3 separate regions of the Homo sapiens genome follow, and regions 1 and 3 are each linked to region 2. A link is a loop called in an ENCODE intact Hi-C map of the cell type or tissue named here. Cell type or tissue: heart right ventricle. All regions are shown on one strand.

The links. Hi-C counts contacts between places; a loop is a spot of excess contacts. Peaks named below come from ENCODE experiments on the same cell type or tissue, not always from the same donor. Only the 100,000 strongest peaks of a DNase experiment are listed, where the experiment ranks them.
Region 1: a loop joins it to region 2, with 4 times the contacts of the local background. A loop is called at or near these places in 10 of 110 quality-filtered maps.
Region 3: it touches region 2 in a loop (2.1-fold over the local background); 2 of 110 quality-filtered maps call a loop at or near these places.

The regions. Positions count from the first base shown.
Region 1 is chr21:35,412,716-35,416,715 of GRCh38, reverse strand. All of the region lies in intron 2 of LOC100506403 (a long non-coding RNA gene), which reads left to right. Among named protein-coding and RNA genes, the nearest start is that of MIR802, 310 kb to the left of the region's middle. RefSeq lists a silencer at 1,691-1,985 and an enhancer at 1,616-2,231. In heart right ventricle, no CTCF peak of the experiment used is centred here; no DNase peak of the experiment used is centred here; H3K27me3 peaks cover 1,198 bases.
Region 2 is chr21:35,938,238-35,942,237 of GRCh38, reverse strand. No RefSeq gene overlaps it. Among named protein-coding and RNA genes, the nearest start is that of LINC01436, 65 kb to the left of the region's middle. In heart right ventricle, a CTCF peak has its summit at 1,730; a DNase peak (open chromatin) is centred at 1,771; H3K27ac peaks cover 560 bases.
Region 3 is chr21:35,772,612-35,776,611 of GRCh38, reverse strand. No RefSeq gene overlaps it. Among named protein-coding and RNA genes, the nearest start is that of MIR802, 54 kb to the right of the region's middle. In heart right ventricle, no CTCF peak of the experiment used is centred here; no DNase peak of the experiment used is centred here; H3K27ac peaks cover 985 bases.

The DNA.
Region 1 (4,000 bases), 530 kb after region 2:
CCAATGTTTAACCTGGCCTCGGGGGATATTCAGTGGATGATGCCTGGGCAGTCCAGGGTGAAGTGATGGTCTATAGGAAAGAATCAAAAGAGATTAAGTATACAGTGCAAGTGTGAAGGACTGACACGATTGGAATGTCACTTTACAAACACAAAAATTGGGTGGAATTTTAAAGAACATGTTGCTCATAAGTATATGCATGGATGTATTCTCTTTCCAGTGGTTGTTTGAAAAACAGATTCCGAGCCCCCCACAAGACCTTCTATATCAGGTTCCGGGTTCCTGGAATTTCTATTATTTAAAAGCATCCTAGGGGATTCAGATACAACCCATTAAAGGGCAAGGTTTGGAAATCAAAGCTCTAGTGGACAATTAAAATGTGATGTAAAACATCAGGAATGACATATTAATATATATGTATTGATTAATGATGGCCTCTCAGCAACATCACGACAATGGGCTGTTTCACGACAGCCATTTGTAGATGCATTCAGTGTGTACAAGCATCATTTTCAAACTTTTTATTTGAAAATAATTTCTAACTAAAAGGCATGTTACAAAAATGAAAATAACATGAAGAGCAGACACGAATCATTTAGCACACACATTTTTACCATTTGCTTTGCCTTTGTGTTTTTTCTCTCTCCATTCAAATGTACATGTGCACACACACATATGCATACACGTGTGTTCACACACACGTACCTGTTTTTCTGAACTATTTGAGGGTAAGTTACGTATATCATGCCCTTTTATGCCTAAATTCTTCCTGGGCTATTTCCTAAGAATAAGGATATGTTCTTACATAATCATGGTACACTTATCTACTTTGGTATTTTAACATTGATAACATGTTTTATCTAATCTACCATTTATGTTCCAAATGTGTCCGTTGACCCAGTAATGTCCTTTAGAGCATTTTTCCTGCAGTACAGGATCCCTCTGGTATCAGGTAGTGCATTTCATCGTCTTGTCTTTTTAGTTCCCCTGTTGAATCAGGAATATTTCCACAGGCTTTCTTTGTGTTTGAGATGTTAACATTTTGAAGAATATAGTCAGCCCATGCCCCTGCTTATTTTAATAGAACATTTCTCATCGTGGGCTTCTCTGATTTTTTTCTGTGTGTGATTACATTCAGGTCATGTGCTCCATGCTGAAATACTACATAGGGAATGGTGTGTCCTTCTCAGAGTACCATATCTGGGGACACTCAACGGCCATCCAGCCCTCTTTGGTGATGTTAACATTGATCACTTGGTTAAAGTGGAGTTTGATATCTTCACTGTTGAGTTACTATTTTTCTCTCCTTTGCAACTAATAAGCAGTCAATGGGATGACATTTTAAGACCCTGAAAATATCCTGATTCTCATAAAAAAAAATCCCTTTAGATTTAAATACACGCATTGACAATACTTGCCTGATCCAGTCTTTGCCATGATTATTGCAGAATGCTGATTTTCCAACTCCGACATGCTTTCCACATCTGTCAGTCAGATTTTGGCATTCTACTATAGGATCCATCCCTCTCTCCTTACTTTTTATGCCTGTGTATTCATGAATTCCTATTTGTCAATAGTTCATTATTCTACTTGCATTATTTTGGGATTCCAGTTGTCCACAATTTGGCCACTGGGATCTCCGTTGGTGGCTCCTGTGTCCTTACAACATAGTTCTCTCATTCTATAAGCTACTTTCTTCCTTTCCAGCTCATGCTGACCTACCCTGCCCCAAGCCCTGGAATTAGCTATTCCTCTGAAGAGCTCTTGTTCCTTTTAGTGGGGGATGGCATTTGCAGTGAAGAGCTGAGCTCTAGGAGTACTCATAGCTACTGAATGTCTTTGTTTTTGTTAAACATGACCGAGGCAGATCTCAGTCGATTCAAAGGTTTATTTTGCCAACGTTGAGGATGCACCTAGGAAAAAGAAACACAAGTCACAGTAGGATCTGTGCTTTTTCCAGAGGGTTTAGAGGGCTTCAATATTTAAAGTGGAAAGAACCAGCAGGAGGGCCAGGGGGAGGGTAGGCAATGAGGCAAGTGGTTTCATGCTTGTGAGGCTCTGATTGGCACTCAGTGGATCTACATTTTACATGTGGAGAGAAAGGAGTGGGAGGAAAAGTCAATTGTGCATTCATCTCGGGCTCAGTAAATCTGCATTTTACATAAGACAAAGTAAGCGTGTGAAATTACAGCTAGGCGGTTTTTGAGAGGCTTAGTTCTTAAGCTTAACTTTCCGTTTGGCATAGGGAGTTTGGGGTTCTGAGATTTTATTTTCCTCTCACAATTTCTTGGCCCTTTCAATGGGCAGAGAAGAAATATATACATGTATATGTATATTTCCAATATATTCATGCAAGCAAATATACACAAAATATATCTACATAAGCACGCATATTTTAGAAATCATGACTTCATGCCAGTACCTCGAATTCAAATCTATCCCCACAGAGTCCCTTGTTTCTTTCTTCCATTACATATTTGCATATTCCTTTTTCTGCAGTGAGAACCCTGCAGTGCCTGTTTGAGAACCTGAGGGTTCTCAAACATCAGCACATTTTTATATTTGCTCCTCTTTCAATACATCCAAAACGGTCACAGGATTTGTTTTTTTTTTTTTTTTTTTGCCCATACACTACAAGAAATTCTTTTGATTAGATGAATTTTAATTCATCTGATTATTAATGCAATTTATTACCTAATTACTAATTTATTTATTACAAGTAGTCAGGATTTGTTTGCAATTCTCCTGTTCCCATTCCACTCTACCCAAAACAGAGGTTCTAAAGTCAGATACTGTGTTCATAAATTTGTTGGATTTTCCCTCCTTCAGGTTACTTGGATTTTCTTCTCCCCGCCCCTGCTTCCCTCTTCCCTCCTTCCCTTCTTTCCAGTACCTCTTTCCTGCTTTCTCACTTTCTTTATTCCCCTTTATCATTGTCTGGTACTCATTTGAAATACAATCATCTTCTTTTTTTTCAGTCTGCTTTTGGTTTTAGTTTTTTTTTTTTCTCCTCCTCATTCTTACTAATTTTTTTCTAAAAATGTGTGGACTCTAAACATGTCTTCAAAAATCAAAATATTACAGTTTTACTTATAAAAGCTTCACGTTTTCATGTTCTCATCACTGGTATCTTACGTCCCATTGTAGGTAACCTGATTTTACTGTTTTGGTGTTCCCTCTTTCTATATTTTTACTGTTTTTTTAAAAGTAAGCCGGCCAGGTGTGGTGGCTCAAGCCTGTACTCCCAGCACTTTGGGAGGCTGAGGCGGGCGGATCATCTGAGGTCAGGAGTTCAAGACCAGCCTGGCCAACATGGTGAAACTCTGTCTCTGCTAAAAATATAAAAATTAGCCGGCTGTTGTGGCGTATGTGTGTAATCCCAGCTACTTGGGAGGCTGAGGCAGAAGGATAATCTGAGCCTGGGAGGTGGAGGTTGCAGTGAGCCAAGATCTCACCACTGTACTCAAGCCTGGGTGACAGAGCGAGACTGTCTCAAAAAAAAAAAAAAAAAAAGAAGCCCATATGCACATTTTCCTATTGTGCCTTCTTCCTACACAAAGAGTGCTGGATTATTCCAACTTTGCCAGAGACTTGTACTTTCACCCACATTTCCTCCCAAACGAGCTGTGTGAACCCAGGTAAGGAATTCACGTTTTTCAGAATTCAGTTTCTTCAAATGCTAAATGTGAACCTTTTAAAAAGTCTGTTTTTCTTATCTCTCACCACAAAAAGTTGGCCATGAAATAAATTCATTTTTCTTCTTCTTTCCTATTATGAAGCTAGAAATGTGTATTCAGAGGGGAAAAAAAGCCTCAAATAAGACACTTTGGAGGAGATAGGATTGAACCAGGGCTGAGGTAAATCCTTTTGTAGTACCGTAATCATTTCTACCACTTTCCATGTCTAGACGCTCCACTCAACCCTGGTCACCCTTTGTCATTTCATTTCAAAGGGGCTCCTCCTCCACAGAGGATCTGCTCACTCTAGGACACAGCTTTCT
Region 2 (4,000 bases):
ATGCATGGATCCAATAGGTCTGACCCCGGCCCCATCTCAGTGGCCTATCTGGTTGGTGCCCTTTGTGGGCTCAGCCTGGCCTGGTACTGGTATTCAAAGCCATCTGGAAGACACTGTCGGAAGGAGATGGTGACAGGTGAGCTATTTGAGAGCCATGACTATAGAAAAGGCCAGAAGGAAAGAGGCAGAGCTGAGACAGTCATGAAGTTTTATGGGCTGAGCCCCCTTGCCTTCCTCTGGCCAGCATGGGACTGTGGGGTTTGCTACAGGGCTGCTGGGGTGAGAGAGGCCAATGCAGCTTAGAGAGGGCTGCAGGAGTAACCCTAAAGGTTGGGAAGAAAATGAATGAGGACAAAAAGGCATCAATGGCCATAGCTAAACACATTTAATTTAAAAATCCTGGAAATATTCATTCACCCTTTTAATCTGAAGAGTTGAGATTTTCCCAAAGATAGCCAGTCTACCTTCAGGGCATGTGGCTCATGGTAAGGTCCACGTTGGTCTCATGGTCTCTGTTTTATCCTGATTACCACCCTCATCATAGCGTCTTTTTCTGAAATGTATATAAGGTAGAACTGGAGCTTATTTTTACTTACTGCGTTTACTGAATAATTTAATGTTGCTTAGTCTTCACTTTGAAGATAACGGCAATATCCTGTATTTCTTATTCACCAAAAACCTCAAATAAAATAAACTCTGAGTTGAGTTGCTTTTACTTTCATGGGTCTTACATGACCCGGTGATTTGGGTTGTCACTGGCTCTTCCCAGAAGAAAGGCACTCGACCCTCTCTAGGATTGCTCACAAACTTCTTGACGTGCTCCATGTACAGCAATATTTAATTGTTTTCCTCCTCTTATAACAGAAAAGAAGTGCATGATAGTGTGGTTTGCAATGTGCCATTTTATGTATGCAAAACATTATGATATTCAAAATAAAATACATTCCAAAACTTTCACATATTAATATTTTTTTAGTGGTGGTGGGGAGTAAAGGATTAAAACACACACACACACCACACACACACACACACACACACACAGATTCCTTTGGATGTTAGGTGAGAAAAGTTCCTGCTTTCGTGTCTTTGATAGTAGTTTTGGGGCTTGAATTCAGCATTTTCCAGTTTTGTATTTACTTTTGGTTAGTTTGTGAGCCTAATGTTGGGACTGATTAACTTAAAGAGTAGGATAAAGTTAATTTCTAAAATTATCAGGGCTAAGTTTGTTTTAATTTATTTTGAGAGCACTGTTCTATAATACTCATCCCTTTGGGTTCGGGAAGAAATATGGGAAATTGTTACACAAATCAAAGAAAAAACTTGTTGCATGTATTGCAAGTTTGGAATTGCTGACATAGAATATTACTTTATTTCTAGTGCTTTTGGAAAATTATCTTACAATAGGAAAGCAAATAATTTGGGTTTCCTTTGAGGGATGTTCTCTTTTGAGTGTGAAATTTCGTTTTGCCTTTCATAAATAGAGACAACAGAAAAATTACTCATTACTTAAGGAGATGTTTTTCCATCAGCTTTAAATTATGGAAAATCCTGTCTCTCATGGAAGGATTTTTGTCTTGTTCTTTGTAACCCCTAAATTTAGTGCAGTGCCTTGGACATAATAGATGTTCAATACTTATTCATCAAATAAAGCACAACTTTAGGTGAAGGATCCATGGCCGCCTCCATGTAGTTTGCAGGCTGCACTGTGTTTTTTACTTAGCTGGTCACTAGATGTCCCTCTGTATCCACGCTAAATCTCCATTACTATGCATGCTCATTAATGCACGCAGACACAACCGCTCAGGCTGTGAAGCATTTGAACGGCTCAGTTTTGCCCTTTCACTGGGCATCAGTTACAAGTACTCTAGACTGTTGTACACCTAAGACAAAGCTGGCGATGGTAATGTTAAGTCATTGAAAGAAGAAACAGAGAACAGAGGAGCTGTTTTAATTAGAGAGGTGCTCTTCCCTATACTGGCAATACTGGGAAAATTTTATAGTCAGCACATTTTAAAATTAGCCAGACACGAACTTTAGCCGTTCGCCTGAATACTCATCGCACAGAGTGCTAGAACCCTGCAAGTATTGTTTGGGTTGATGGTGCATTTGCTGAATGGCTTATCTGTGATAATTGGGAGGCAGGATCATCTGTTGTTGAATAGACAGAACCCACTCTGCTAATGCTGCTTTGTGGTCAAACTTTGAGCCGTCAATGTAACTGAAAAGTCACTGTTGGCCTGGTTCTCTAGAGTGTCTGTAATAGTATTCCCCCTACGGGTGTAGACACTGCCTTTAGCAGGAGGATACCTTGCTGAGGAGGCACGGAGAGAGAATGTTTTAGAGGTTGGGATCATGGTAATCTTTATTGTAGTCACTTCTCTTATCCATGTGCTGGGCTATTGGAACCATACTGTCACTGAAAAGGGGGAGTTTTCTTTGGGACAAATCCATTTCTTTGAATAATAATTTTCCCCCTGATTATAAAAGTCATGGATTTCCATTGTAGAAAATTTGGAAAATACAGAAAAGTATTATGAAAACAAGAATTCTTACCATTTTAGAGATCAAACTGAAATCATGTTGAATGTATAACTTTACATCCTCCTTTTAACGTTATATTATGTAATGAACATACTGTATTCCAGATCATTACTCTTCAAAAACTGATTTTTGACAGCAACATACTATTCTACCTTTTGCCTATGCTGCATTTTTAATCATATTTAATCATTTAATATTAATATTTAATCATTTCTCTATCAATGGACACTTAGATATTGTTTCAAATTTTCTTTCAGAAATGATGCTGAAATAAACACTGTTACAGATGCATTGTTCTCACATCTCTGTTTCATTTCTTAGCATGAATTTCTGTAATTGGAATTAAAGGGAGGACGAATGGCTTCTTGACATAGAAGCAAAATGCAACCTTTCTCAGGAAGAGTTCTTCACCCTTCTGGTTATAAACTCATGGCTGGATCAAGGGTCTCTGAAATTAGGATACTATCAGAATTCTCGGAAGTATTTCTCATGTAGCATCTTTTTAGATAAGTCCATGTCAGAGGTGGAAAACTCAGGTTGTTCTGTTTTGCAAACAAGTTCTCCTTGCCTTATACCAGTATCATTTATTTTCTGACAGCTTAACCCTGAGGGTTTCTGTCAGCAAAGGCTGCTTTTTCATACCCTCGTGTATATTTATAGCATCTTCTATCACTTGGAGACATCCGTGAGAGGCCGCCTGTGTGTTTCTAAAGACATCCATTGCTCACTGTGACACTCTCCTCCAATCACTGGTGGGTTTAATGCAGGTGACACATGTGAGGTTTACCTGATTTGCAATTGGGGATCTCAAGGAAGTGTTTTTGGCATGGCCCTTGTAACTATGTTCTTTCACCAGGAAGGACACATTTTATTCCCATTCTAATAAAAGAATCACAATGTAGTGGTTTGAAAGTGTGTCTGTGACCATGCCATTGAGAAAGGAAAAGCCAATGTTTCTATTCAACATTGAAGACAATAGTTTAAAGGCTGTCAGGCAGGAGGAGTCCTCTCTTCCTTGGGAGAGGGTTGGTCTTTTTGTCTATTCAGGGCATTGACTGATGGGATGAGGCCCGCCTACATGAGGGAGGGAAATCTGCTTTACTTAGTCTACTAAGTTCAGTGTTAAACTCCTCCAAAAACACCTTCATGGAAACACCCAGGGTAATGTTTAACCAAATGTCTGGGCACCTTCTGGCCCAGTCAAGTTGACACATAAAATTAGCCATTACGGTTAAGTAATATATCCTTTGAGTTTCATCCTTCTTATTTATTTGTATTGTCTTCTATGGTTGTGCTAAATATTTTTAAATAACACAGCAAACACATGTTACAGCTGTCATGTTCCCAAAGTGCTGATAGCATATCCTTTCTGTGAACAATATTCACATTTGGAAATAGAGATCTCTGACCACAGTGCTCCTCCTGCATGATCCCAGCTATGGCATTGGGTGAATTCTGT
Region 3 (4,000 bases), 170 kb after region 2:
AATCACAGGAAGGAGGTTTTTGTTTCAGGACATAGTTTTGGGAGTCATAAACATGTGGATGATAGCTGAACACATGGACGTGAAGGACTCCCCAGGAAGAATTTGTAATGAAAATCAAGACGAAGTCCAAAGAAGGAACTCCAAGCAAATTAAACAAGCAACTGCCCCAAGCTAATGAAGCTTTGACCCAGAGACTTGCCCAACCCAAAATCTGCAACATACTCACCTCTGTGAGGCCATCCTAATCATACTCCCCAGGAAGAAGTCACCACGCCCTCTTTACTGTTTCTGAATCACTGCTTCATAGGACCAGTGCAATAGACATCTTGCCCCAACATGAACTGCACATCTGTCTGTCACTTTGCAGGCTAGGTGGTGAGTGCGTGTATTACTTACCCTGTGTCTCTAACATAGATCTCTGTATCAGAACTGGGGCATCTACATGATAACTGTTCACTAATTGAAATAATGATTCCATTTCTATTTATTTTCAGTGCTGACCTTGCAACTGAGCAGTTTTAATGTTCATTGTTTTGAAATTTTTAACACAAAATTTCCTTTTTCTGAATTAATAATAACCCTCAATGACATGTTGGGAAACACGTTTTTCCTGTTCCTACTCTTCCTGCCTGTCCGTCTAAGTTTGTATCATTCTGGGCTTATATCTTAAGCCTTACAAGTCTTAATATCTTGTAAAAAATTATTTGCTGATCTTTACTCACAAACTTGGTATCTCAGTTCCAATCGAATTTATGGCTTTGGAGGTTCCTTTTCTTTTACTTGTGACTATTGATGACATTGCCTTAGAATCAATGTTATGTGAAAGAACAACATTCAATTTTATGAAAATATGTTTTTTAAAAAAATTCAGTTGTTTGTTATTAAAAATGGCAAAAGAAAACAAAAGAATTGATTTCGAGGTCACATGAAAACCCTCTGTTTAATCTGTGGTTTAGCTTGGATTTTGAAGCTGATTTTATTTCCATTATGAATTGTTGGCAGTATTTAGTATTTGGTTTAGCATATTTTTTACACTTAGGTATTTATTTATGCTTCCTAAAAGAGGGATTTACCAGTTAATATTTAAAAAAACTGAATGATAAATGAATAATCTTTTTATTCATTTGGAGCACATATTAAAGTTATATACTAAAAAAAACCTCATTACAAAGAGTTTAAATATCAGGATTGTGAACATTCCTCTATTTTCAGAATGTAATCATTTGCAACTTACTGTCTTTTGAAGGCAGGAAAAGGTATTCTATTTTGTGAATATATGTTTTTTGAGATATTCTGAAACTAATGTAGCATATCAATTAAATTACATTTTTAATTTGTCTGGATAAGGAAAATTGGAGGCTTTAGTTCATTGGTCTTTAGTTCATTGGTCTCACATGGTTTCTTGGGGTGGTTCATATACTGTCTGCTATTATGTGAAGTGGGTTTTCAAATACTCAGGTGGCTTTTTCAAATACAGCATAGATCCACAGAATCAGAATTTCTGGGAGAGTGAGGCCAGGTATCTACCCTCTAGTACCCCAGGTGATCCTTTTGCTCACACAGGCTATGAACCACTGCTTAGTACAGTGGTCCCAGGGACTGAGTGAGGACTCCATGCTGAGGCCACAGGACTGTCTTCAGGGAGCTGAGGCAGACGTTTGCAACACAACCCAGTACAAGGACAAGAGTAATAATCCTTTTCTTTGCAGCAGTGGATCCTAGAACCATAGAACAGAGGTAGAATCACTGTATGGCAGCTGTGTAGGCTTTAGTTTTAAACTTGTAACTATACTTTATGTCTGCACTTGTCATTATTTGTTTAATGCTCTATGACCATCTAGACTCCAAGCTCCTGGAGGACAGGATCTGAGTTCTTTGTTTACAGCCTCATGATAGAGCCTGGTTCACAGCAAATACTCAGTGTGCCCTTATTTACTGATAGGAAAGCTATCTAGTTAGTCTGAGGCAAGAATCATAGAAGAGCTGCACACCTCCTTGTCCTCATTCACACACAGGCATACACCCCTTGCACACATCTTGGAATGCTTCTTCAAGACGAGTTCGCAAGGACAATGGTGACAGTTCTTGTCTATAGATATTTATGTCAGAATGACTTTATGGGGGCTTTTCTCATTGCTGCACGATGAACTTCACTCTGAGCAGAGCCGAGAGAAAAAACAACGTGGCATGAGTTTGAATGAACGCAGTTCTTGTCCCTGGATGGAGTGGTTGTGGGTATAGCTATTCTGTTTCAAGTGTGACCCCAGAAAGGGGTGAGTTTACTGTAAATCAGGGTGGTTTCCTCTGAAAGACTGTTCGTGAAGCTCATGTCCACCTGGATGGGGGCTCTTCTGTTCTTGATTCCCCCAGTACTTTGCACCTTCCTTAGGTAGTTACCAGTCTACTGTCTTTTTTGTTTGTCTTACCCACCTTATCAAATTATCAGTTATTTGAGAGCAAAATCTTTCCCAAGGTTACATCATTATGGCTAGATCTGGGACACTAGTTTTGCAGCTGCACATCTTTCTTTGCACCAGATTGTAACCTGACATGTGCTACAAAGAAAAGAAGGAGCATGCATTCCTATCAAATTTCTTTCCAGGACAACTTGGCATTGAATCTGACTGCTTAAAATTAAAATTTTATTGATTCTTTATTTTATTAAATAAATGTATTTTGAAGTTGCTTTAGCTGGAGGGAAAAGAGTTTTCTGTGCAATTTTACTGGCCATCTATTGCTTATTTGTTGAAGTTCAAAAGAAATATTTGTTTATACTAAACCAGATGGACAAAAGGAATAATAAAAAAAGGAAAAAAACAAAAGTTTCACTTGTATTAAGACAAACAAAAGGAAAACTATTTGCTTAGCATTTGACGTGGTTACTGTGATGGGCCATGGGATGCCTAGATATTCAGTTAACATTATTCTGAGTGTTTCTGTGAGGGTGTTTTTGGATGAGAGTAACACTTAAATTGGTATACTGAGTAAAGCAAATGGCTCTCTCTAATGTGAGTGGGACACATCCAATTAGTCAAAAGCCTGAGTAGAAGAAAAGGCTGAACCTCCCCCAAGTAAGAAAGAATTTCTTTTGCCTACTGTCCTTCAAGCTGGAACATGGGCTTTTTCCTGCCTTCAGACTTGAAGTGAAATGTTGGTTCTTCCTGGGTCTTCAGCCTACCAACCTTTGGACTGGAATTTACACCACCTGCCCACCTGGTTCTCATGCCTTTGGACCCAGAATGGAACTGCACCATTGGGTCTCTTGGGTCTCCAGCTTCCCAACTCACCCTACAGTTCCTGGGACTTGTCAGTCTGTATAATTATGTGAGCCAAGTCCTTATACTAAATCTCTTTCTCTCTATACCTCTATTGGTTCTGTTTCTCTGGAGATCCATGAGTAATACAGCTACACTATAGCTTTTCCTCTCTCTTGGTTTTTTTAACACTATAATTTCCATGGTGTTTGGAAAAGTAGAATGCTTGAGGCCCTATTTAGCTCATGGTTTGTGCCTCAGCCACTTTTTATTTGTCAGACTCTGCACAGAGGACAGGAATGTGATATAACTTATACACCTTGCCATCAACCCAGCCCAGTGCAAATCAGAGCCCCGTGTCTTGGAACATTGTACAAGCTATGCCATCTTCCTTGGGATGCATTGTCAACCCAGGATGTCATATCGTAGACCTTCCCTCAAGACATACACAAGACAGAGCAGGGCAGAGGAGGGACAGGGAGCTGGCAACAGATGCTCTTGTCACTGAGCACTTACAGCTACATCACAGACTGTCTGTCCATTGTGGTGTCTGATGACTGAAGAGTCACCTTCTGAGAACCCTTCATTAGGTCCAGGATGGGCAGTTACTATAGCCCTCTCTAGTCTTGGAGAGCCATCATGCTCCACTTTTAAGGCAGTAATCCCCTTCAGTGATTATTATCTTGATAGTCCTAAAAAGATAATTGGCTTTAAAAAGATGTGTCTTCATTACCAGCCTGGAATAT